Linked DNA regions of Homo sapiens: region 2 is linked to region 1. Evidence: read pairs that join two places in POLR2A ChIA-PET (ENCODE). Cell type or tissue: Panc1. All regions are shown on one strand. Links, peaks and the distances in the headings refer to the core of each region. The heading gives the core; the rest is flanking DNA. Region 1 holds the start of GPRC5A (G protein-coupled receptor class C group 5 member A). Region 2 has its middle 7.8 kb from the start of MIR613.

Region 1 (11,957 bases), core at 1,360-9,359:
CTGAGAAGGTGGCTGCCTCCTTTTTCTGAAGCCTGGCTTCCCATACGGCAGTGGCTGGGGGAGAGTGATGGAGAGAAAGGCTAAGCTAAGGTCAAAGAAAGTGGAGGAAGGCTGGCTTGTCCCGCTGGACTTGACGGCGGAGCTGCTGCAATCTCGCGGGCTGGGCCCTTGCCCCGGGTGGACCCGAGTGCCTGCGGGGAGGCGGGTGTGGCTCCCCCGGGAGGTGACAGCTGGCGGGGCCCGTAAGGAGCTGGTCTGCTCCGGCTCCCCTCTCGTAGCCGGCGCCCTGGGACCAGCGCGTGAGCACGTCTCGGAGGAGTCCGATGCGCTGGGCAGGGCCGGGTGGTCACCCCCGCCCAGCTTCCAGGGGTGACTGTGCCTCTGACGTCAGACGGTTTTTGGGTCATTCCCTGGCACGGGGACTTTATTTTCATAACAGCATGAAGTGCCGTGGAACTGGAATAGGCGTGTCCTCTCCCTCGACCCTCCCCCTCCTTGTCCCTCTGCTCACCCCTCGCTCGTTCCCTCCCTCCGGCGAGGGCCGCCTTTATAACAACTGCTCAGAGTGCGAGGGCGGGATAGCTGTCCAAGGTCTCCCCCAGCACTGAGGAGCTCGCCTGCTGCCCTCTTGCGCGCGGGAAGCAGCACCAAGTTCACGGCCAACGCCTTGGCACTAGGGTAAGTGAGGCGCCAGGAGCCCAGAGCGCTGGGGCCTCCGGATTTAAATCGTCTGGGGAGAGCGGGGCGTTGGGAGGGGTGGGATAGAAGAGGAGAGAAATCCTGGTAATGGAATACAGTTGGCTATGAGAAAAAAATTCCCTAGGAAACAGTTCCTCTAGTTTAACAACTCAGATTTTTTTTTTTTTTTTTCCCCTTTGCGGGTTTCCTAGGCTAAGATAGAGGCAGAGAGCAAAGAGATAATCAGGGTAATAGTTTCTGCTCGGACACATTCTACAAACTTTGAGTAGATGGAATCCGGCCAGGCAGGAGGTGAGCAGCTCTGGGATCACTCTGCAGGAAAAGAATAGAGGGAGAAAGATCTCAGAGGACCCGAAGGTACTGGGAGTGGAGGGGGAGTGGGAAACAAGGGGCAGGGGCAGGAGGGAGGACACGGTGACAGCTACTATTTTACCCAGATGCTGCAAAAAGCCCTTCTGAGTTTTGGGAATTAGATCTAGAAGCCCATCCCTTTTCTCTTGATGTGTGGGCGGTCAGTTCCACTCTGGTGTGCCTTGAGTTGCTCAGAAACCTGGGACAGATGAAAGTTGAATGTGCGCTGAGAGTGCACCTTCCACTACCGACTTTATGGATAGGATTTGGGAATAGCATAGATGCTGTTCCATCTGGTCCCTTAAACATCCATGGGGAAGGCTGGCAAATAGCTTTATTTTATTTTTTGAGATGGAGTTTCACTCTTGTTGCCCAGGCTGGAGTACAATGTTGCGATCTCAGCTCACCGCGACCTCCACCTCCCGGGTTCAAGCGATTCTCCTGCCTCAGACTCCCGAGTAGCTGGGATTACAGGCATGCACCACCACTCCTGGTTAATTTTGTATTTTTAGTAGAGACGGGGTTTCCCCATGTTGGTCAGGTTGGTCTCAAACTCCCGACCTAAGGTGATCTGCCCGCCTCAGCCTCCCAAAGTGCTGGGATTACAGGTGTGAGCCCCCGCGCCCGGCCACAGATAGCTTTAAACATCCATGGGAAAGGCTAGCTAACAGCTGAAACCTGCTCAGAATCAAGGAATTTGAAGGACTTTCCATTCCTGACTTCTTTCCATTCCTGATTGTCTCCTCAGAGGCTTGTGTAAACACCACACCTGTTGAAGGGTTCGGCCGAATCAGCCACTGCTGTGGGTTCATTCCTGAAGGGGAACACTTCAGCTACTTCAGACACAATGGGCTAGGGACCACGGGAGGGGTGAGGGCGGAGGGGGCACACACCCTCCAGGTTTGCATGCCGGTGTCTGCTAGGTGAGGGAAGGAATGAGGGGAAGGAAGGGCCGGGAGAGGCGCTACGTGGGAAACAAGGGACCTCTCCAAGGGCGTGGAGAGGTGAGTGCCTCAAGGGCAGAATGGAATGAGCAGAACCCTTTGGTTTCCCGGGAAGAGCTCTCAACCTTGAGTCAGGAAGACTGATTTCTCCTCCCAGCTCCGCAGGAACATGGAACTGTGATCAGGCAAGGGGCTGGGCCTGAGTTCCTCATAGGGGTCTTGGGGAGGCCCCCAGTTTCCCCTCCTGTGTTTCGATTCTGGCCCCTCTCCATCTGCACACGTCGCCTTGGAAGTTCCCTTTAGAACTGGCTTTTTTGTATTCTAGTCTTGAATGGTAATCGAAGACAACAGGGTATGAAGAACAATTTTGACGGCGTGATTTTATTCTTCTCATTCTGGGTCCACTACTATTTAAAGTCCCAAGATTAAGCTGAGGAATTAATATGGTGGTATAGTAAACAATAAATTGAGGAGTATTTTTGCTTGAGGAATCTTTGACTTCCTGAGTAGTTCAGGGTGTTTGCTTCTTTTATTCTCATTTTTATTGCACTGTGGTCAGACTATATGGTCTGCACATTTCTTATTTTCTAATTCCAGATTTGTCTTTGTATTCTAAATATGCTCATTTTTGGCAAATGTTCCATTTGGACCATGGACCATAGTTCCTATTAAGCAATCATAATAGAGTAGAGATGGCAAACTATGGTCCATGGACCAAATATGGCCTATAGCCTCTTTCTGTAAATAAAGTGATTTTTGTTTTGTTTTGTTTTGTTTTTGTTTTCGTTTTTTTGAGATGGAGTCTCGCTCTTGCCCAGGCTGGAGCGCAGTGACGTGATCTCGGCTCACTGAAACCTCTGCCTCCCGGTTTCAAGGTTTCAAGCCATTCTCCTGCCTCAGGCTCCCAAGTAGCTGGGATTACAGGCGCCCGCTACCACGCCTGGGTAATTTTTGTATTTTTAGTAGAGACAGGGTTTCACCATGTTGGCCAGACTGGTCTCAAACTCCTGACCTCAGGTGATCTGCCTGCCTCGGCCTCCCAAAGTGCTGGGATCATAGGCATGAGCCACAACCTGTAATCCACTATTTTACTAAAACACAGCAATGCTCATATGTTTATGTATCATCTATGCTGCTTTCATGCTACAAATGTGTGGCTTGCAGAGTCTTAAATTGCTTATAACCTGGCCCTTTATAGAAAATCTATGCTGATCACTGATATAGAGGATCTGAATTATATGATTAGTAATGGAGATCTAATAAGATATGAAGATAGAGAATATTTCTATTTAAGTATCCATAGAACATTTACACAATTTTACCATGTTCTTATTCATATTGTATATTTTATCTGCCAAGGACTGGTAAAGAAGTATGAAAGTCTCATGCAACTATAGTATTGCCTTTGGGTTCTCCTTGTATTTTCAGCAGTTATTTATTTATTTTGAGACAGGGTCTTGCTCTGTTGCCCTGGCTGGAGTGCAGTGGCACAATCTTGGCTGACTGTAACCTCCACCTCCCAAGCTCAAGTGATCCTCTTGCCTCAGACTCTTGAGTAGCTGGGTCTACAGGCACCCACCACTACACCTGGCTAATTTTTAAATTTTTTGTAGAGATGGGGTTTTGCCATGTAGCCTAGGCTTGACTCAAACTCCTGGGCTCAAGCAATCTTCCTGCCTTCACTTCCCAAAGTGCTGGGATTATAGGTGTAAGCCTCTGTACCCAGCCTTCAGTACTTTTTGTTTTACGTATTTTGGTGCTATATTAGTTGGTGCATAAAAGTCTAGGATGGTTTTTTTTTTTTTTTTTTTTTTTTGAGACAGAGTCTCGCTCTGTCACCCAGGCTGGGGTGCAGTGGTGCGATCACGGCTCACTGCAAGCTCTGCCTCCCGGGTTCACGCCATTCTCCTGCCTCAGCCTCTTGAGTAGCTGGGACTACAGGTGCCCGCCACCATGCCCGGCTAATTTTTTGTATTTTTAGCAGAGACAGGGTTTCACCGTGTTAGCCAGGATGGTCTTGATCTCCTGACCTCGTGATCTGCCCGCCTCAGCCTCCCAAAGTGCTGGGATTACAGGCGTGAGCCACCGTGCCCGGCCCAGGATGGTTTTATCTTCAGTGTAGAGCATCCCTAATTATTATAAAACAAGCCTTTTGGTCAATATAATATCTTTTTGCTTTGATTACAACTTTGTATGATATTAAAACCTTAACTTCTACTTAATTATTTTACCTTGAACAACTTACTTAACTTTGTGTCTGACACATAATACTTGTTAAATAAATATTATGTTAGTATTTCTTTTTATTTTCATTTCTTTCTGTTCTTTTGCTTTTAACTCTTGTGTATCTTTTTGTTTTAGGTTAGGTTCTTCTAGGTATGATATAGTTTAGTCTTTTTTTTTTTCAAAATAGTTACCATTTACATTTCTTGTAATAATAGTTACTTGTTATTGTCATCTAATTTTAGGCTATATGGTTTGGTTGTCTCCATCTCCTTCTGCATTAGACAGTATATATCATATCATATTTTTAGATCTACTAGCAACTGAGTAGATGGTAGTGCCATTCTCAGGGCTTTGAAAGATAGGCTTGTAAGGAGAGGTGATCAGTTTAGCTTTGAACTTGTTGGATCCAGTGAATATTACCCTTATGTATCAGAATAAGATATTTAAATGAAGGGATCTTTGAGAGCCTTAAGATAGTATACTAGTAGAGGGCCGGCGCGGTGGCTCACACCTGTAATCCCAGCACTTTGGGAGGCTGAGGCGGGCAGATCACGAGGTCAGGAGTTCAAGACCATCCTGACTAACACAGTGAAACTCTGTCTCTACTAAAAATACAAAAAAAAAAAAAAAAAAAAAATTAGCCGGGCGTGGTGGTGGGTGCCTGTAGTCCCAGCTACTCGGGAGGCTGAGGCAGGAGAATGGTGTGAACCCAGGAGGTGGAGCTTGCAGTGAGCCGAGATCACGCCACTGCACTCCAGCCTGGGCAACATAGTGAGACTCTGTCTCACAAAAAAAAAAAAAAAAAAAAAGGATAGTATACTAGTAGAGGACTTCACTTTATTTTCCTATTTTCTGGAAATTTCATTTCTTTGAATTCGGGCATAAGAGATTTAGAAGCTTCACTCAAATATTAAGCTTTATTTAAAAAGATGATTTCCAGTATTTCATTTTATATTCACATTAATCAAGTCTACATGTTTCGTTTAGAGTAACAGGAAGATGGTAATACGCCCAGGGAACTATCTGGAAGTGTAGAAATTGGGATGAACACCGTGGTTATACTTGTTTTGATCTGCCTGTGGTGCTATGATGACTTATTTTCTCTCATTATTGCATAGAAACTCAATTCAGTGATGTTATTCAGATGTTATTCATAAGTTATTGCCATGATTCATCACTTTTATGTCATCAGAGTTGGGATGGCTACCCAGAATAGGGGATCCTGGAGATTTCCCTGTAGACGCTTTGCATTTATAAATAATCCTTTATCAAGGGCAGAGGGATTTCTGTAGGACTTCTCCCTTAGAAGAACTCAGCCTGGGTAGAAATACGAGGATTAACATCAGCACATATTCATCTCCAAAAAATTTTCCTCCCCATTACTCACACTTGCCAATAAATAACTTGCTTTGGGTAAATATTCAGCACTCAGTCTTAGTCCAAAGCATTTGCTCAGCAATCACTGTGTAGAGTACAGAGTAAGGGGGATACCAACAAATAGAAGTTTGCTCTATTTTCTTAAGAAGCTTGTTGTCTGGCCAGGCACGGTGCCTCACGCCACCTTCCTATCTTCCTAGGAGATAGATGCCACAAAGAAGCTTGTTGTCTGATAGGCAGCTCAGCAGTGATATTAATTTGTAATATATAACAAAGATATGGAAAAACTTGAGTGCCAAGAAATATTTAATTGTAAAAACCATGAAGAGATCGACACATTTAGAGTGCAATAGGATTTCAAGTCCAGGTGTGATGGCTTACGCCTGTAATCCTAGCACTGTGAGAGGCTGAGGTAGGTGGATCACTTGAGCCCAGGAGTTCGAGACCAGCTTGGCCAACATAGCAAAACCCTGCGTCTACTAAAAATATAATAATTAGCTGGATGTGGTGGCGCATGCTTGTAATCCAAGCTACTTAGGAGGCTGAGGCACAAGAATCGCTTTAACCTGAGAGGCAGAGGCTGCAGTGAGCTGAGATCATGCCACTGTACTCCCAGGCTGGAGTACAGAGCAAGACCCTGTCTTAAAAAAAAAAAAAAAAAAAAGGCCATAGGATTAATAGTAATAATGATAATAATTTAAAAAACTCATGATAGAGGTTAAATCTTGGGCAAAGTTTTGCAGAAATATGGTAAGTGGATCATAAATAGGAGGGAGAGGATCTTTCTGGTTAGGAGAATAATTCATGTGTTGAGGCAAAGAGCATGAGAAGACCTTAAATGAACCCAAATTCCCTTCCAGATGGAAAATACAGAACTCTAGGAAGATTTGCTTGCCTTGCACGGAGGTGGAGACGGGAGTTAGGGAGGAAGGAGGAGATAGGTGGGAGGACTAATTGGAGAAAGGCCTTGAAGCTCAAACTGGGGCTGGATCTGCCGTGACAGACAAAAAGGAGCGAATACGCTTCTTTTTTTTTTTTTTTTTGAGACCATGTCTCACTCTGTTGCCTAGGCTGGAGTGTAGTGGCGTGATCTCAGCTCATTGCAGCCTCTGCCTCCTGGGTTCAAGCGGTTTTTGTGCCTCAGCCTTCTGAGTAGCTGGGACTACAGGCGTGAGCCACCATGCCTGGTTCATTTTTGTATTTGTAGTAGAGATGGAGTTTCACCATGCTGGCCAGGCTGGTCTCTTAACGCCTGACCTCAGGTGATCTACCCGCCTCGGCCTCCCAAAGTTCTGGGCTCACAGGTGTGAGCCACTGCGCCCGGCCGATAATTTCTTTTTAACCTCCTTTGCGGACTCCTACCTAGATGAGATGGTGCTCCACATGGTTCTGTCCTTGGCTTCCCATGTGATCTTGTCTCCTCTTGAGGCTTCAGATACCACTCTAGGTGATGACTGCCAGTCTGTGCTTACAGCCCAAACCTCTCCTGAGCACCAACCCATATGCCCACGGTGCAGAGACAGCACAACCCAGTGTCAAGGAGCCTGGCTTTTAAGAGTCATGTAATCTTGGGCAAGTTATGTAATTTCTCTGTGCCTCAGTTTCCTCAGCTGTTAAAGGAAGGCATAATAATAGGGTTGTTGTGAGGATTAAATAACACCATATATGGCCAGGAGCAGTGGCTTGTGCCTGTAATCCCAGTACTTTGGGAGGCCGAGGCGGGCAGATCACCTGAGCCTCAGGAGTTGAAGAGCTGCCTGGGCAACATAGCGAGACCCCACCTCTACAAAAAATACAAAAAGTAGCTAGATGTGGTGGTGCGCACCTGTCCCAGCTATTCAGGAGGCTGAGGTAGGAGGATCACCTGAGCCCAGGAAGTCGAAGCTGCCGTGAGCTGTGATTGTGCCATTGCATCACTCCAGCCTGGGCGACAGAGAGACTTTGTCTCAAAAGAAAAAAAAAAAGAAAAAAGAAAGGAAACCATATATGGCTCAGAGGAAACTCTCAAGAGGACTTGGGTCTTTTGACTTGTTATTCCTGGATAGCTCCACGTGCAGGTCGCATATTTATCAAAGAGCCAACAAAGCTACACTTAGCATCTCTCCTTTCAAGCCTGTATTTCTAGGCTCTGACAGTGGTGCCACTCAGTTGCCTAAGCCAGAAATCTGGGAGTTAACCTGGGCTTTTCCATTCCCAAAGCCCTGTCTCTTCTACCTTCATAAAAATCTCCTACCATTTCCTGTTCATCTTTCATGTTTCATCTCCCTGCTTTCTTCCCTAAAGCATTAAACATTAAAAATAATTATTTTAAAACCCCACTAGGTAGAATGGGTCACTGTTTTCCATGTGCCCTCAGCATTCCTAATGTATTCCATAACTTCTTAGTTGTATGTCAGTGTGATTATTATTCATTCCAAGGGCAGTGGCCACAATTTTATATTTATTTATTTAGTTTTTTGTTTTGAGACAGGGTCTCACTCTGTTGCCCAGGCTGGAGTGCAATGGCATGATCATAGTTCACTGCAGCCTCGAGTTCCTGGGCTCAAGCAATCCTCTTGCTTCACCCTCCGAGTAGGGGGATCACAGGTGTGATCCTGGCTAAATTAGCACCCGGCTAATTTTTAATTTCTTTTTGTACAGCGGGGGTCTCACTATGCTGCCCAGGTTGGTCTCAAACTCCTGGGCTCGAGTGGTCCTCCCATCTCTCGGCCTCTCAAAGTACTGGGATTACAGGCGTAAGCTACTGCCCCCGGCCAGGGTTGCTTGTTTTGGAGACTTCTCAGCAAGCCAATGCTTGAATATATGGTGGTTTAAATGGAGAGAGGTTGGGGTCAGGGAGAAAAGCTCTAGAGATGATGACAGTGATTTAGAGGTGAAAAGGAGGATTGAATTATGATTATGACTACTTATAAAGAGCTATTCTTTCTGACCATGTGACACTGGACATGTACCTTCCTCACTCTGTTAGGTTTCTCACCTATAAAATGGGCTGTAGGAATGTTAAATGAGGTAATGGATGTAAAAGCATGTAAATGAGAGAATATGTGTAAAAATACATAACTACTCAGCATAGTGCCTGACTCATAATAGGACTCAGGAGGTGACAGTAGCTGTCATTATTCTTACTCATAATTACATCATGACTGTTATTACTACTGACTGAATGTAGCAATTCGAGAATAGAGAAAAAATGAAAATGCTAGAAAGTCACACATTTTCAGGGCTGGGCTGGCGCGAAGACACATTTTGACAGAATGAGAGAAATCTCATAGGAAGGAAGACAAAGTCAGTTTGTCTTTGCAAGGTTCTGGGCCCCAGATGATTCATTCTCAGATGCTCTGGGAAGGACTGCGTAGAATAAGCATGGGCAAACTTCCAGGCCTAGTCACAAGCAACTCTACACACTTTCCCCATCTCTCTGGTTGCGAAGAGGAGTCTCAGGTTAGAAACCCAAAGCGGGAGACTCATCACATGTTCACGTTTTTCCCTGCACAGTGGTCAGTGCTGTGTGTCAGTCAAGGCCATGTCTAGGGTCAGCGCTGCTCCAGGAGCCTCTGGCTTTGTCCTTCAGGTGGGCAGTCCCTTGCTGTGTCTCTTCTTCAGACCCTTCAACCTTACCTCTAGCCCTGGCTTTTAGTTTGGGTAGGAGTTTGTGGCACATACTCTTTTAATGACAGGAGATGGGGCAAGAATGAGGATGAGGGGGAGAAAGAAAGACATCTGGAAGTTTTGTACATGAAGCTCCCCAGGTGGGTGAACGGTGGAGCTGAACATGAGTTCAGACCACGTAGTTCAGCAGCGTGTCCTGCATTTTATAGATGAGAGGAGGCTTTGAGAGGTCAAGTGACTTACTTGTTCACACAGCCTGGCAGCTGAAACCCCTTCTCCCTAAAGGGGAGGAGGAACAGAGGGCTTGGAGTTGACCCAAGAAATGACTTCGCCCTCCTCTTCCTTTCCTCCCTCTTCCTCTTGTTCTTATTCTTCCCTTCCCTCTCCCTCTTCCCCACTGGTTTTTCTAAACCTTTCTTTTGGGGCCGGGCACAGTGGCTCACGCCTGTAATCCCAGCACTTTGGGAGGCCGAGGCGGGCCTGAGGTCGGGAGGTCGAGACCAGCCTGACCAACATGGAGAAACCCCATCTCTACTAAAAATACAAAATTAGCCGGGTGTGGTGGCACATGCCTGTAATCCCAGCCACTCGGGAGGCTGAGGCAGGAGAATCACTTGAACCTGGGAGATGGTGGTTGCAGTGAGCTGAGATCATGCCATTGCACTCCAGCCTGGGCAACAAGAGTAAAAACTCCGTCTCAAAAAAAAAAAAAAAAAAAAAACAAAAAAAAAACAACCCAGAAAAACCCAAAAAACAAACAAACAAAAGAACCAAAAACCCCTTTCTTTCATGCCTAGATTCATTCCAAAAAGGTTTAAGACAGCAACAAGTGATTCCAGGATCTCAGCTGTGGGCATCCTTGTGTTACTGGATGGCTGTGTGTTAATTGTTAGCAGCTGGAATAAGTGAAGAGGGTCTCGTCCTCATACTCAAAGTCCTTTGCTCATGCCCAAGGCCAGAGGCTACTCATGCTGAAACATTACCATCTCCCTCCAAAGTGCAGGGTTTAGTCACTGAGTACTGGGTGGAGCACATGACTGGATCCCAGTTAATCCCTCCCAGCTTACCAGTAAAACCTCAGGATTCATGCTTTCCTGGGAGCCACCTGCGGCCACTAAGATAGGAGCGGGGTTCAGACATGGCCAGGCGCTCCTAATCTCAGACCCAAAGTGCAATTTTTGGCAGCCTGCATGAGAAGGAGGGTGGGAGGAAAGGTGGCTAGAACCAAGGGTAGCAGCCTGGGGGCTTGAGAGGAAACCAGGCACAGCCCATCCTACCCTGTCTCACGAGCAGCCCGTCCTCCTCCTGACTCCCCTTACCCCACACACCGAGCGCCATTCTCTTGCTGCCTCATCTATTCTGGTTAGGTACTTACTGAGCATCAGGTGCTAGGCAAGTGGCTGGGGAGAGACAACGTTTAATGACTCAGTCTCCGCCTGCACAGAGCCTTTGAGTCTAGAGGGAGACACAGACTTACTGACAGGCTGGGTTGTGTAATAAGTGCTACGGGAGGAAAAGCTGAGAGTGTCTGAGAATTTATGAGATGTGTGTCTCATCAGACTTGGGCATCAAAAAAAAAAAAAAAAAAAAACCATCCTGGAGGAAAGGACCTCTACGTCAAGTGAAGGGTGGGGTCCATTTGGTTTTTATAGGAGCAAGTTCTTTGTTGGCTGGACTCTAGATCTCCCGTCCTTTGACTTTGGTTACAAATAATATCCAAACCACCGCTAGTCTCATTCTCTTTTCTCTTTCCTGCTCTAGCCCTTTGCTCCTCTCCCAGGCTGTTTCTCTAGCTCCAGACAGTTCATATTCCTAAATGCTGATCACTTCTCTTTTCCCTCTCAAATGCTGCTTTCTAGAAATCATTTTCAGTTTTTCAGAACCCTGTCCATCTCTTCCAATCCCCTGGTGTCTTTCCCTTACCTGGGTCATTCTCTGGGCAACATGGCACCCTTTCAGTGCAGACTTGTTTATTAATAACTCCAGTGAGTTTTATTTTCCTCTTACTAAATTCAAAGTACTCAGAACATTTTAGACTTGTTGAGCAATCCCTATCAGCTTAGGGATGGGGTGGGGGAGGCTAACAGAGGTGAATTAAGAATGATAATTCCAAACTAATTAGTCATCCAGATTAAAAAAAATAGACTAAGATGGTTTTTTTTTTTTAAAGACATTTGTGAGAGAATTGGGAAATATGAATCCTAACTAGATAGTTGATAATAAAGGATTCTTGTTAGTTATTAAAGTGTGGTTAAGAAGGAGTTTTTATCTTTTAGAGAGACGTTCTAGACTGGACATGGGGGCTCACACCTGTAATCCCAGCACTTTGGGAGGCCGAGAGGGGGAGGATCCTTTGAAGCCAGGAGTTCAAGACCAGCCTGGGGAACATAGCAAGACTCCATCTCTAAAAAAATAAAGATTAAAAAAATTAGCCAGGTGTGGTGGCATGCGCTTGTAGTTTCAGCTTCTTGTGGGTGCTGAGGTGGGAAGATACCTTGAGCCCAGGAAGTCAAGGCTCCAGTGAGCCACAGTCACACCACTGCACTCCACCCTGGGTGACAGAGTGAGAATCTATCTCAAAAAGAAAAAAAAGGGCTGGGCACGGTGGCTCACGCCTGTAATCCCAGCACTTTGGGATGCTGAGGTGGGTGGATCAGCTGAGGTCGGGTATTTGAGACCAGCCTGATCAACATGGAGAAACCCTGTCTCTACTAAAAATACAAAATTAGCCGGGCATGGTGGCGCATGCCT
Region 2 (11,957 bases), core at 2,293-10,292, 140 kb before region 1:
CTGAAGCGATCCTCCCACCTCAGCCTCGCAAGTAGCTGGGACTATAGGCATGGGCTACTGCACCTGGCTAATTTTTTTTTTTTTTTTGGTTGTCTTTTGGTAGAGATGGGATTTCACCATGTTGCCCCAGCTGTTGTTGAACTCCTGGGCTCAAGCAATCCACTTGCCTTAGCCTCCCAAATTGTCAGGATCACAGGTGTGAGCCACCACGCCTGGCCCCTGAAATATTAATGTGTTATAGTGAACTATTTTGGAACCTTATGTGAGCAAAATCGCCATTGCCTACCAGGGTTCCTGGAAAGGTACAAAGTAGGGTGGTATGAGAGGGAAGGGTAACGTCATGAAGGTGGGGCAAGGATGGTCCTCACAGGCTGTCAAGATGCTGTCTGGAGGATGTCAGCCACACCTCTGGCTGGCATAGGCTGAATGGTTAAACCAATGTCTTAAGAGAAAAAACATCGAGAGAATATTAGTGGGAAATGATTCTTTTTTGTTTTGAGACAGAGTCTTGCTCTGTTAACCCAAGCTAGAGTGCAGTGGTGTAAATGTGGCTCACTACAACTTCTACCTCCCGAGCTCAAGGGATCCTCTTGCCTTAGCCTCCCAAATAGCTGGGACTACAGGGGCGTTCAACCATGCCCCACTAATTTTTAAATTTTCAGAAGAGACAAGGCATTGCTATGTTACCCAGGCTGGTCTGAAACTCCTGGCCTCGAATGATCCACCCACCTTGGCCTACCAAAGTGCTAGGACTATAGGCGTGAGCCAGCACGCCCACCCAGGAGTGACTCTTAGGCAACCTCGATATTACCTTCTGTGATAGGCTGAATAATGGGCCCCCAAGTATGTTCACATCCTAATTCTCAGAATCTGTGAGTATGTTATATGGCAAAAGGAACTTTGCAGATGTGATTAAGTTGAGGATCTTGAGATAAGAGAGGTTACCTTGTGTGTCCAATATAATCCATTGATCTCTATAAGAAGGACAGAGGAAGAGTCAGTAAAATAAAGTGATGTGACGGCAGAAGCAGATTGGAATGATGAGCTTTGGAGATGGAGGAAGAAGCCGTAAGTCAAGGAATACAGTCCAGTAGAAACTGAAAAGGCAAGAAAACATTCTCCCCTCAGAGGCTTCAGAAGGAACCAGTCCCTCTGACACCTTGACTTTACCCCTAATGAAATGGATTTTGGATTTCTGACCTCAAGAGCTATTGAGAATAAATTTGTTTTCTAAGCATCTATATTTGTGGTAATTTTTTACAGTGGAAAGAAGAGACCTTCTATAAGAAGGAACTTGATTTTATCTCCTGTGTTTTTGGACAGGGTAATTTAATCTGACTGGTAAATTCTAGAATAATAAACTGAACATGATTGGCTTAGTCTCCTTCTCTTTGTTCTTTGGGAGCCAGTCAAGCCCAAGAAAGCACAAGTTCTACTTCTTGCAGGGTAGGATGCTACCCATATGATGAGATGTGCCCCACTCAGTGCTGCTGGACCTGGGTGGCTAATTAAGTTCATGTAACTGTGGTTCAGTATTAGCATTTGGCTTTCATGTTAAGCTATATTCTCCTGTAGTTTTAATCAGAATACAGTGATATTTTGACCTCCACAGACCACTTCTTGGACTTATCTCTTTGCTCATCACTCAGGCATGACAAAATGGTGACTTTGAGGATAATGGATTGAACAAAAATGATACAATCTCTTGTAGCTCCCAATTTCTATAAGTAGTGGAGAAAATTTAAAAAAAAAATCACAACTGCATTGGAAACAAGAAATTTCCAGGAACCAGAAACTATGACAAATCCCTAAATGACATAGGATCAGGTGAAGGAGGTAAGCCACAGTTAAAACTAGAACAGTAGACTATTGCTGCAAAATATAGCGGACACTAAGAATACTCCTTGCCCCAAAGTGGTGGATAGCAGTGACAGGAAGTTCAAAGGTAACTAATAGATTGACTAATTCAGGTACCACAGTAGGACTATCTAGATGGTTCAATTGCTGCTTGCTATCCCTTCTCTATCTGTTTAGCCAGGTAATAGTGATGAGTGGTATCTATCTCCACTCAAGAAAAATGGGTAGGAGGGTGATGATAAGATAAGGCAGTGCCCAACCCCCAGTGTCTGGCAATACCTGGGAGGAGGGGGGTGCACTCACGTTGGAACACTAGCCACCAAGGTATGACCAGTGCTACATCCCATCCTCCCTCACAATAGGCTAAAAAAATAGATGTGACATACATCTAAAAGGACATTGCCTCTGTAAAGATGAGTGACAAATCAAGAATGGATGAACTTTAAAGAAGGCTAACATGAAAGAGAGACAAGAAACTCAATAGACGATAAAACTTCCATCTGAGAAAATGAATTAACACAGCAAGAAGATTAGGTCTTTTCAATAAGTATGACTTGTATCATTAAAGAAATGTGAAAGGGTAATATACATATGTATAAGAATAAATTAGATATTGTGGAAATTTGAATGATTGTTGAAATAATTTAATAGAAGGGGGTTGGGTGTGATGGCTCATGCCCGTAATCCCAAAACTTTGGGAGGCCAAGGAAGGATAGCTTGAGGCTAGGAGTTTGAGACCAGCCTGGGCAACATGGCGAGACTACGTCACTACAAAAAAATAATAAAAAAAATTTAGCCAGGCATGGTGGTGTGTGCCTGTAATCCCAGCTACTCCAGAGGCTGAGGTGGGAGGATCGTTTGAGCCCAGGAGGTCGAGGTGGTAGCAGTGAGCTGTGGATCACACCACTGCACTCCAGCCAGGGCCACAGAGTGAAACCCTGCCTCAAAAAAGTTCCAGAAAGAAAGAAATATGAGTAGGGAAGAGAGGCAGTGCATTTAAATAATTCGAAGAATTATTTAATCTCAGGCTTAGTTTCTGAGATGGAAAGAAACTACAAAGTCCCTACAAATAGCACGAAATTTGTGAATAGAAAAGATAAAGAGAAAAGCCTTAAAATCTTCCAGAGGAAAAAACCAGAAGGAAGGAGAATCAAATTGAAATCAGACTTCTTATCAGTGATATTGTATTAAAAAATATCAGTGTGAGTCAGGTGTGGTGGCTCATGCCTGTAATCCCAGCGCTTTGGAAGGCTGAGGTGGGCGGATCACCTGAGGTCAGGAGTTTGAGACCAGCCTGGCCAACATGGTGAAACTTTGTCTGTACTAAAAATACAAAAATTAACTGGGCGCCTGTAATCCCAGCTACTTGGGAGGCTGAGGCAGGAGGCTCACTCGAACCCAAGAGGTGGAGGCTGCAGTGAGCCGAGATTGTGCCACTGCACTCCAGCATGGGCGACAGAGTGAGACTCTGTCTCAAAAAAAAAAGGAAAAAGAAAAAAAGAAAAAAACATCAGTGCAATGAAGCAATGAAATGTTTGTAGTTTTGAGAGACAGTAACTCAGCCTCCCAAAGTGGTGGGATTGTCCCAGCCTCCCAAAGCACTGGGATTACAAACATGAGCCACCACACCTGGCCAACAATAACTTTTAATTTAGGATTCTGTTAGACCCAATCAAATATAATAAAAAGAGAAGGGCCTTTCCTACCAGACATCTACCTTTATTTTTATTTATTTATTTAGAGACGGAGTCTTGCTCTGTCACCCAGGCTGGAGTGCAGTGGCACAATCTCGGCTCACTGCAACCTCTGCCTCCTGGGCTGAAGCGATTCTCCTGCCACAGCCTCCAAGTAGCTGTGACTACCTGGCTAATTTTTGTATTTTTAGTAGAGACGGGGTTTTACCATGTTGTCCAGGCTGGTCTTGAACTCCTGACCTCCAGTGATCTGCCCACCTGAGCACCCCAAAGTGCTGGGATTACAGGCGTGAGTCACCATGCCTGGCCGAAATCTATCTTTAATATGAAGTTATTGGCTGGACATGGTGGCTCACACCTGTAATCCCAGGACTTTGAGAGGCTGAGGAGGGAACATCGCTTGAGGCCAGCAGTTTGAGACCAGCCTGGGAAACATAGTGAGACCTTTGTCTCTCAAAAAAAAAAAAAAAAAAAAATTAGCCAAGCATGGTGGCACACACCTGTGGTCCTAGCTACTCGGGAGGCTGAGGTGGGAGGATCGTTTGAGCCCAGGAGTTCAAGGCTGCAGTGAGCCATGATCAGCCACTGCACTCCAGTCTGGGCGACAGAGTGAGGCCCTCTCTCAAAAAAACAAAAAATGAAGTTATTGTTATTAAAACAGTGTGATATAAGTGCAAGAATAGATAATTAGACATTTGGAACAGAATAGGGAGCTCAGAAACAGACTCACTCATATATGAAAACTTTATTTGTATAAAATCAACACTCCATACCTGTAGGAAAAAGATACATTAGTCTATCAGTAGTGCTGGGACAATTCGTTATATATAATGAGATCCCTAGCTCACTTCATATAACAAAAACAAATTTCACAGAAGGATTCAAAATGAACAGCAATTTTTAGCAAAAAAAAAGGATAATATTTTTATGGTCTTGCGTAGGGCAAAAGGAAGCCCTATACCCAAACCGTAAAGGAAAAGATTGATAATTTCAGTTATATTAAGATGAAAAAATGTCTGCTTATTAAAAGGCATCATAAAAAGTGAGAAGTTACAATCTGAAAGAAGATATTGGTAACAAATATAACCCACAATAATTAGTATCCAGATTATATGAAGAACTCCAAACTGCAACATCAGCTGGGCGTGGTGGCTCACCCTTGTAATCCCAGCACTTTCCAAGGCCAAGGCAGGTGGATTGCTTAAGCTCAGGAGTTCAGGACCAGCCTGGACAACATGGAGAAACTTCATCTCTACCAAAAATACAAAAAATTAGCTGGACGTGGTGGCACATGCCTGTGTCTCAGCTACTCCAGAGGCTGAGATGGGAGGATCACTTGAGGCCAAGAGGTGGAGGTTGCAGTGAGCCGAAATTGCGCCACTGCGCTCTAACCAGGGCAAAAGAGTGAGACTCTGTCTCAAAATAAACAAACAAAAAACATAAAACCTAAAAAACTGCAACGTCAATCCTTCCCTGAGTTTCTAGCCTGCCAGCCTGCTCTAGACATTTCAGACTTGCTCCTGGCACAATTGTGTCAGCCAATTCCTTAAACTAAACCTTTCTCTCTCTATATAAGTCTATATCCTATTAGTTCTGTTTCTCTGGAGAACCCTGACTAATCCAAGTCAGAAGAATGAAGTCTGGTAGCAACTGGGAGACTCTGAGTGGAGAGAAGTGAAAAGATCCACTGTCAGATGAAGGCAGACCCGTGGGTGAAGAATCATATTGAAGAATCCTCTGTTAGATGAAAAAGCCCACGTGACTGCATGGATTTTGGTTTATGTTGTTGTGTTTTTAACCTTCTGTTAATGCCAGCAATCGATTTTTCCAGATTTCTCTTTGAGTTCTTTTTCGAGAATAGCTGCTTTACTGTAGAGTACAGAATTAGACCCGTTTGGGTTTTCATCAGCAGCCTTCAGATCTGCTGCTCCGCATGCCTCTTTATGAACGCTGGCACCTTTTAAGGATAATTCTAGGCCATCTTAATCTCTTTTAATTTGGTTAATCTTTTCAAGAATTTTTGCATTTTCTTTCAGTTTGGTAAATTGTATAGTGAATTCCCTTTCCTTCCTCTATGGATTTTTTGTATTTTAAAAAATTGTGGTAAACATAACATAAATTTATTATTTTACTGTTTTAACCACTTTTAAGCAATTTCTCATTGTTGTGCAACCATCACCACTATCCATTTCTAGAACTTTTAAAAAATCCCAAACAGAAGCTTGTACCCATTAAACACTAGGTTCCTATTCTCTTCTCCCCTGTCCCCTGGAAACCTCTATTCTACTTTCTGTCTCTATAAAGTTGTCTAGTCTAGGTACCTAATATAAGTGGAACCATATAATATTTTTCCTTTCTATAGCTGCTTTTTTTCTTTTTTTTTGAGATAGAGTCTTGCTCTATTGCCCAGGCTGGAGTGCAATGGCACGATCTCGGCTCACTGCAACCTCCACCTACCGGGTTCAAGTGATTCTCCTGCCTCTGTCTCCAGAGTAGCTGGGATTACAGGCGCCCACCACCAGGGCCAGCTAATTTTTGTATTTTTAGTAGAGACAGGGTTTTGCCATTTTGGCCAGGCTAGTCTCAAACTCCTGACCTTAGGTGATCCACCCGCCTCAGCCTCCCAAAGTGCTAGGATTACAGGTGTGAGCCACTGTGCCTGGCCTACAGCTGCTTTTTAACTGAAGAAAAACTTCTCCAAAACAAGAACTATAAAAAATATCCAATAACTCTTGCCCTTACCATCATCTCCAAAGAGATTTGAAGAGATTGGACTCAGGCTCATGTTTTCAGGCCATGATCTTGCAGGTGTCTCCAGGAGAAGCCTGAAGCTCAGTTCTGAGGCAGTCACAATGCTTTTGGTGAGCCCAAGTTCACCACAGACCTGCCTCTGGGGGTATCGGCCCACTGAACCACAACAGACCACCCATCTCATTCCACAATGTTCAGCTAACCCCGCATGACAGCTGGGACAGCAGGCTCAGGGCTCAGAGAGGCACATTGAAGAACCAGTCCAGCCCATGCTTTAAAAAGTAATAACTCATTTTACTTAACTTTTTAAACTGAAACATAAAACACAGATTCATAAAACTATGAGATAAATTATTGTAAAGAGAACATCTTTGTGACTGCCAATCAGATCAAGAACTAGAACGTTGTCAGCCACCCCCGAAAGCCCCTCTATGTGTCCCATCCAATTTCAACCCTCTTCCATCTCCCAAAAGTAACCGCTTTCTTGCCTTTTTTTTCTTTAAAAAAAAAATCATTTTATTGAGAGGTAATTCACGTAACATACAATTCACTTATTTAAGGGGTACAATTCAATGGCTTTTGGCTTATTTACAGAGTTGTGCAACACCCTCCTGAGTTTTATAGCATTTCCTTGTATCCACTGGTATCTGTAGTTTCAGGCACCCACTGAAGGTCTTGGAACATATGCCTCATAGATAAGGGGGAACTGCTGTAACTGGTCACTTTTGAAGGATGGAAAGCAACTAAAGCAACTAATTCAATATCTTTTTTTTTTTTTTTTTTTTTGAGACAGAGTCTTGCTCTGTCGCCAGGTGCGATCTTGGCTCACTGCAACCTCTGCCTCCCGGGTTCAAGTGATTCTCCTGCCTCAGCCTCCCAAGTAGCTGGGACTACAGGCACCCACCACCGTGATGCCTGGCTTTTTTTCTTTTTTTTTTTAATTTTAGTAGAGACGGGGTTTCACTGTGTTAGCCAGGATGTTCTCCATCTCCTGACCTCGTGATCTGCCCACCTTGGCCTCCCAAAGTGCTGGGATTACAGGTGTGAACCACCACGCCTGAACTAATTCAATTATCTTAAAAACTGGTAAAGTGCCGGGTGCAGTGGCTCATGCCTGTAATCCCAGCACTTTGGGAGCCCGAGGCAGGTGGATCACGAGGTCAGGAGTTCGAGACCAGCCTGGTCAACATGGTGAAACCTTGTCCGTACTAAAAATACAAAAATTACCTGGGCCTGGTGGTGCATGCCTGTAATCCCGGCTATTAAGGAGTCTGAGGCAAGAGAATCGCTTGAACCTGGGAGGCGGAGGTTGCAGTGAGCCAAGATTGCACCACTGCACTCCAGCCTCAGCAACAGAGCAAGACTGTCTCAGAAGCAAAACAAAACAAATCAAAACAAAAACTCGGTAAACAAAGGGACAGAGCCAGCATTTTTCCTGCCTTTCCTATTGAATGAACAGAAACATTCAATTTATCCATCCGTAAATGTGATGCCTTTTCCACTTCAACTAAGCACTTACGTATTGTGGCCTTAACTTTTGCAGTTTGAGATGCAACAGCAAAACTAGCATGATTTCTTTTTCCTTCTTCACAGTGTCACCGATAGAGTCATTCTTAACCACAGATCTTAGCAATCTCGGCATATGATTTCTTTTCTTTCCTTATTGAGAACCTTCACCTTTTCATTTAAAGGGAACACTTTACAGCTTCTCTTTGGCATATATGAATTGCCAGAGTCACTATTCTTGTACTTTGGGGCCATTAGGAAGTAAAATAGGGTGACTTGAATACAAGCACTGTGATATCGTCACAGCCAATCTGATAACCAAGAAGGTTACTAAGTGACTAATGGGCAGGGAGCGCCTACAGTGTGGTTCAGCTGGACAAAAGGAGGACTCACATCCTGTGCGGGAGGGAGCAGGATGGCACGAGATTTCATCACGCTACTCAAATGGCATGCAATTTAAAACTTATGAATTGTTTATTTCTGGAATTGTCCATTTAATATTTTCAGACTGTGGTTGACCGAATGTAACTGAAACAACGAAAAGGGAAACCATAGAGAAAGGGGAGCTGCTATAGTTGTTTTTTTTAAACCATTATGAACACATGGATTTAAATATCTTTGAAGGGTTTCATTCTATCGTAATTATTATCCTTAATGAAGCTCAAGTTGTCCCATCTTGGCCAAAATTGCCTCTTGTGTCCCCTTGGCAGAACTGTAGTTGTCTTTGTTAGCTTCCTTGCTATCTTGTATGACAAGATGCTATAAAGTATATCACTGACTTTTGGTAGGATGTGATATTGACTTAGGAATAGACAAATATGTTGATGGAAATAAGGAATGGGATAATTCATAAGGTTATGCAATAGATATCTGTTTTTGTTGTTGTTGTTGTTGCTGCTGCCGGCATTTATCGCACTTCCTACAAGGACAGTTTCACAAAATTTATTTGAGATATTACTCTTCATTCATTTAGCCTTATTGAAGTGTGTTGAAGGGACTGACCCCGTCTGCAGCTCGGGCTGCCTTGACGTCAGTATATCCAGTTACCCTGTTGGGAGTGACTAGTTTATAAATGGGCATGGCCAGAGCCAACGGGAGATGAGAAGACATTCACTGGGACTTCTAGGAAAGACATTAGGATAATTGGCCTTCCATTTGGAGGAAGATGCTAAATTTCTACTTCTTACCATTGGCAAATATTAATAGAAGTGAAATTAAAACCCTAGAAGAGTCTATGATTATTAGAAGAGGCAGAAAGGCAAAAAGCCATATTGATAGATTGATAATTTGATTACATGATGTCGGAACTATACAACACCATGAAAAAAATTAAGACAAGCAACTGAATAGAAGTAGACATGTTATATACATAACAAAAAACTTGTGTCCAGCTCATGCCTGTCATCCCAGCACTTTTGGAAGCCAAGGCAGGCGGATCACTTGAGCCTAGGAGTTCGAGACCAGCCTGGGCAACATGACGAAACCCCCTCTTTACAAATGATACAAAAATTAACCACCACACCCACAGTCCCAGTTACTCAGGAGGCTGAGATGGGAGGATCACTTGAGCCTGGGAGGCAGAGGCTGCAGTGAGCCATGATCGTGCCACTGTACTCCAGCCTGGGTGACACAGTGAGACCCGGTCTCACAACAAACAAACAAACAAACAAAAACCTTGGCCGGGTGCAGTGGCTCACGCCTGTAATCCCAGCAGTTTGGGAGGCCGAAGTGGGCAGATCACCTGAGGGCAGGAGTTCGAGACCAGCCTGCCCAACATGTCAAAACCCCGTCTTTACTAAAAATACAAAAAATTAGCCGGGCGTGGTTCTGGGCGCCTATAATCCCAGCTACTTGGGAGGCTGAGGCAGGAGAATCACTTGAAACTGGGAGGCAGAGGTTGCAGTGAGCCGAGATAGTGCCATTGCACTCCAGCCTGGGTGACAAAAGCGAAACTCTGTCTCAAAAAAAAAAAAAAAACAACCAACAACCAAACAACCAAACAAACAAAACCCTTATGTCCATACCACAGTAAACCTTCTATATGTGGATAAGAAAAAAGGCAAATCAATAGAAATATGTGCAAAATATATGAATAGATCATTTACATATAAGGATCTGAAAGGGCAACCCCCTTCCCCAACATATGAAAGTTACTCTACCTCTCTAATAGTCAGTAAAGCACATTTTAAAACTTGGTACATAGTAGGATATACCAAAGTTTAACCATTCCCCTACTGGTGGAAAGTTAGATCATTTAAAACTTATTATTACATACAATGCTCATTGAAGATGTGTCTTGCCTCTTTGGAACATATTCGTGCTTTTGAGATGTTAAACCTTATAACCTAAACCTAGAATGTGATAGCAAACATCTTGGTGTCTGCGTCCTGAATAGAAGTTATATATTATGTGAACATACACTAAAATTTAGCATCAGAGTGTTCTTTGAATTGTATTTTTAATCATGTGCTTAATCTAATACACTTGGGAACTACTGGAACTTTTGCTGGTCAGATTAGTTCAAACAGTTAGAAATTGTTCTCTTTCCTTGAAATAAAGCTGATTGAAGGATTATGTTGTCTGAATAGCTGTAGGATTCAGAAACTCCTTTATAAAGACTTACTTTATTTTTAGGTTTAAAAATATCCATGATTTCTTTTGGATTAATGGTCTAAACATGCTTATTTGACTAAAGCCTTACTTTTTTATTTATCATGGCTATAGCTTGTTTGTTGTTCATTAGTTGTAAGTGTGTTCCAGGGAGAGGAAATTGTTTAATCTCTACTCAGTAGGGAAAGAAAATATTTATCAAATTCAAAATATGTATGCCTTTTGTTCAAGCAATTTCAATTTGAGGAGTCTTCCCTACAGAAATACTCATAAGCATATACACACACACATACTCACACACAAGGATGTTCACTGCACCATTGTTTCTAATATATAATTCAGTTGAAAATATGATAAATGTCTATCAACAAAGGAATGAATTAGCAAATCATGACCTGTCCCTAAAATGAGTGACAGCCACATGTATCACCTTGGAAAAATGTCTGTATATGAGAGGGTGCTGGAAGGGAACAGAACTCACCCCCAAATGGTTTGAATGAACATATATATATACATGAACATATACATATATGTATATGTATAGAGAGAGAGAGAGAGAGAGAGAGAGAGAGAGTCTTGCTCTGTCACCCAGGCCTAAGTGCAGTGGTGTGATCATAGCTCACTGCAACCTTCAACTCCTGAGTTTAAGCAATCCTATTGACCCAGCCTCCCAAGTAGCTGGGACTACAGGTGTGCACCACCACCATGCCTGGCTAATTTTTTGAATTTCTTTTTGTAGAGGTGGGATCTTGCTATGTTGCCCAGGCTGCAAATGAAGACATTTTTAAGGAAGAGTTTACTTACAGAGGTTAGGTGCCAAGCAAACAAAGAAGGGATGGTGAAGTGCCTAGAGACTAGCAATGGTGGAAAGTGATGCCCATTCCTAAGGCCTCAGGTACAAAGGAGAGGGCATAGCACAGTAGGAGCCCAGTGAAATTTGGAACCATGGAGGCAGGGCCACCCAGGGAGTTATAGCTAAGGATGGAGACAGCCACTGCAAAAGACAGAGCTGATGCAGGTAGGAAACAAGGAAGGAATACCCTGACTTTTTAAAATTAATTAATTTATTTTTTATTTTTTTCCGAGATGGAGTCTTGCTCTGCCACTCAGAGCTAGAATGCAATGGCACTATCTCGGCTCACTGCAACCTCTGCCTCCCAGGTTCAAGCAATTCTCCTGCCTCAGCCTCTCGAGGAGCTGGGATTATAGACGCGCACCACCACACCCAGCTAATTTTTGTATTTTTAGTAGAGATGGGGTTTCACCATGTTAGCTAGGCTGGTCTTGAACTCCTGACCTCGTGATCCATCCACCTCAGCCTCCCAAAGTACTGGGATTACAGGTGTGAGCCACCACGCCCAGCCTTACCCTGACTTTTTTCCTTTTATTCTCTGATATTTTGCTGCAGAGACCTCTGCAGTGACCTTTGATTGGCTGAACCCACTCGGAAACATTTGGCATGGGAGCCTGAGTAAAGTGGTCCACTGGCCAGAGAGAAAGGACAAATATGGCCCATGAAGATAGAGAATGACTAGCATG

Evidence for each region. Peaks named below come from ENCODE experiments on the same cell type or tissue, not always from the same donor. Only the 100,000 strongest peaks of a DNase experiment are listed, where the experiment ranks them.
Region 2: POLR2A ChIA-PET joins it to region 1 with 24 read pairs; 4 of 35 experiments call an interaction of 5 or more read pairs at or near these places.

What each region holds. Positions count from the first base shown.
Region 1 is chr12:12,890,987-12,902,943 of GRCh38, forward strand. GPRC5A (G protein-coupled receptor class C group 5 member A) reads left to right here and starts at 576. Exons shown (of 4, transcript NM_003979.4): 1 at 576-678. In Panc1, for the core only: no CTCF peak of the experiment used is centred there; a DNase peak (open chromatin) is centred at 8,964; H3K4me3 peaks cover 8,000 bases; H3K27ac peaks cover 7,896 bases.
Region 2 is chr12:12,750,871-12,762,827 of GRCh38, forward strand. It overlaps a transcript of APOLD1 not described here. Among named protein-coding and RNA genes, the nearest start is that of MIR613, 7.8 kb to the right of the region's middle. In Panc1, for the core only: no CTCF peak of the experiment used is centred there; DNase peaks (open chromatin) are centred at 8,131 and 8,751; H3K4me3 peaks cover 1,154 bases; H3K27ac peaks cover 4,988 bases.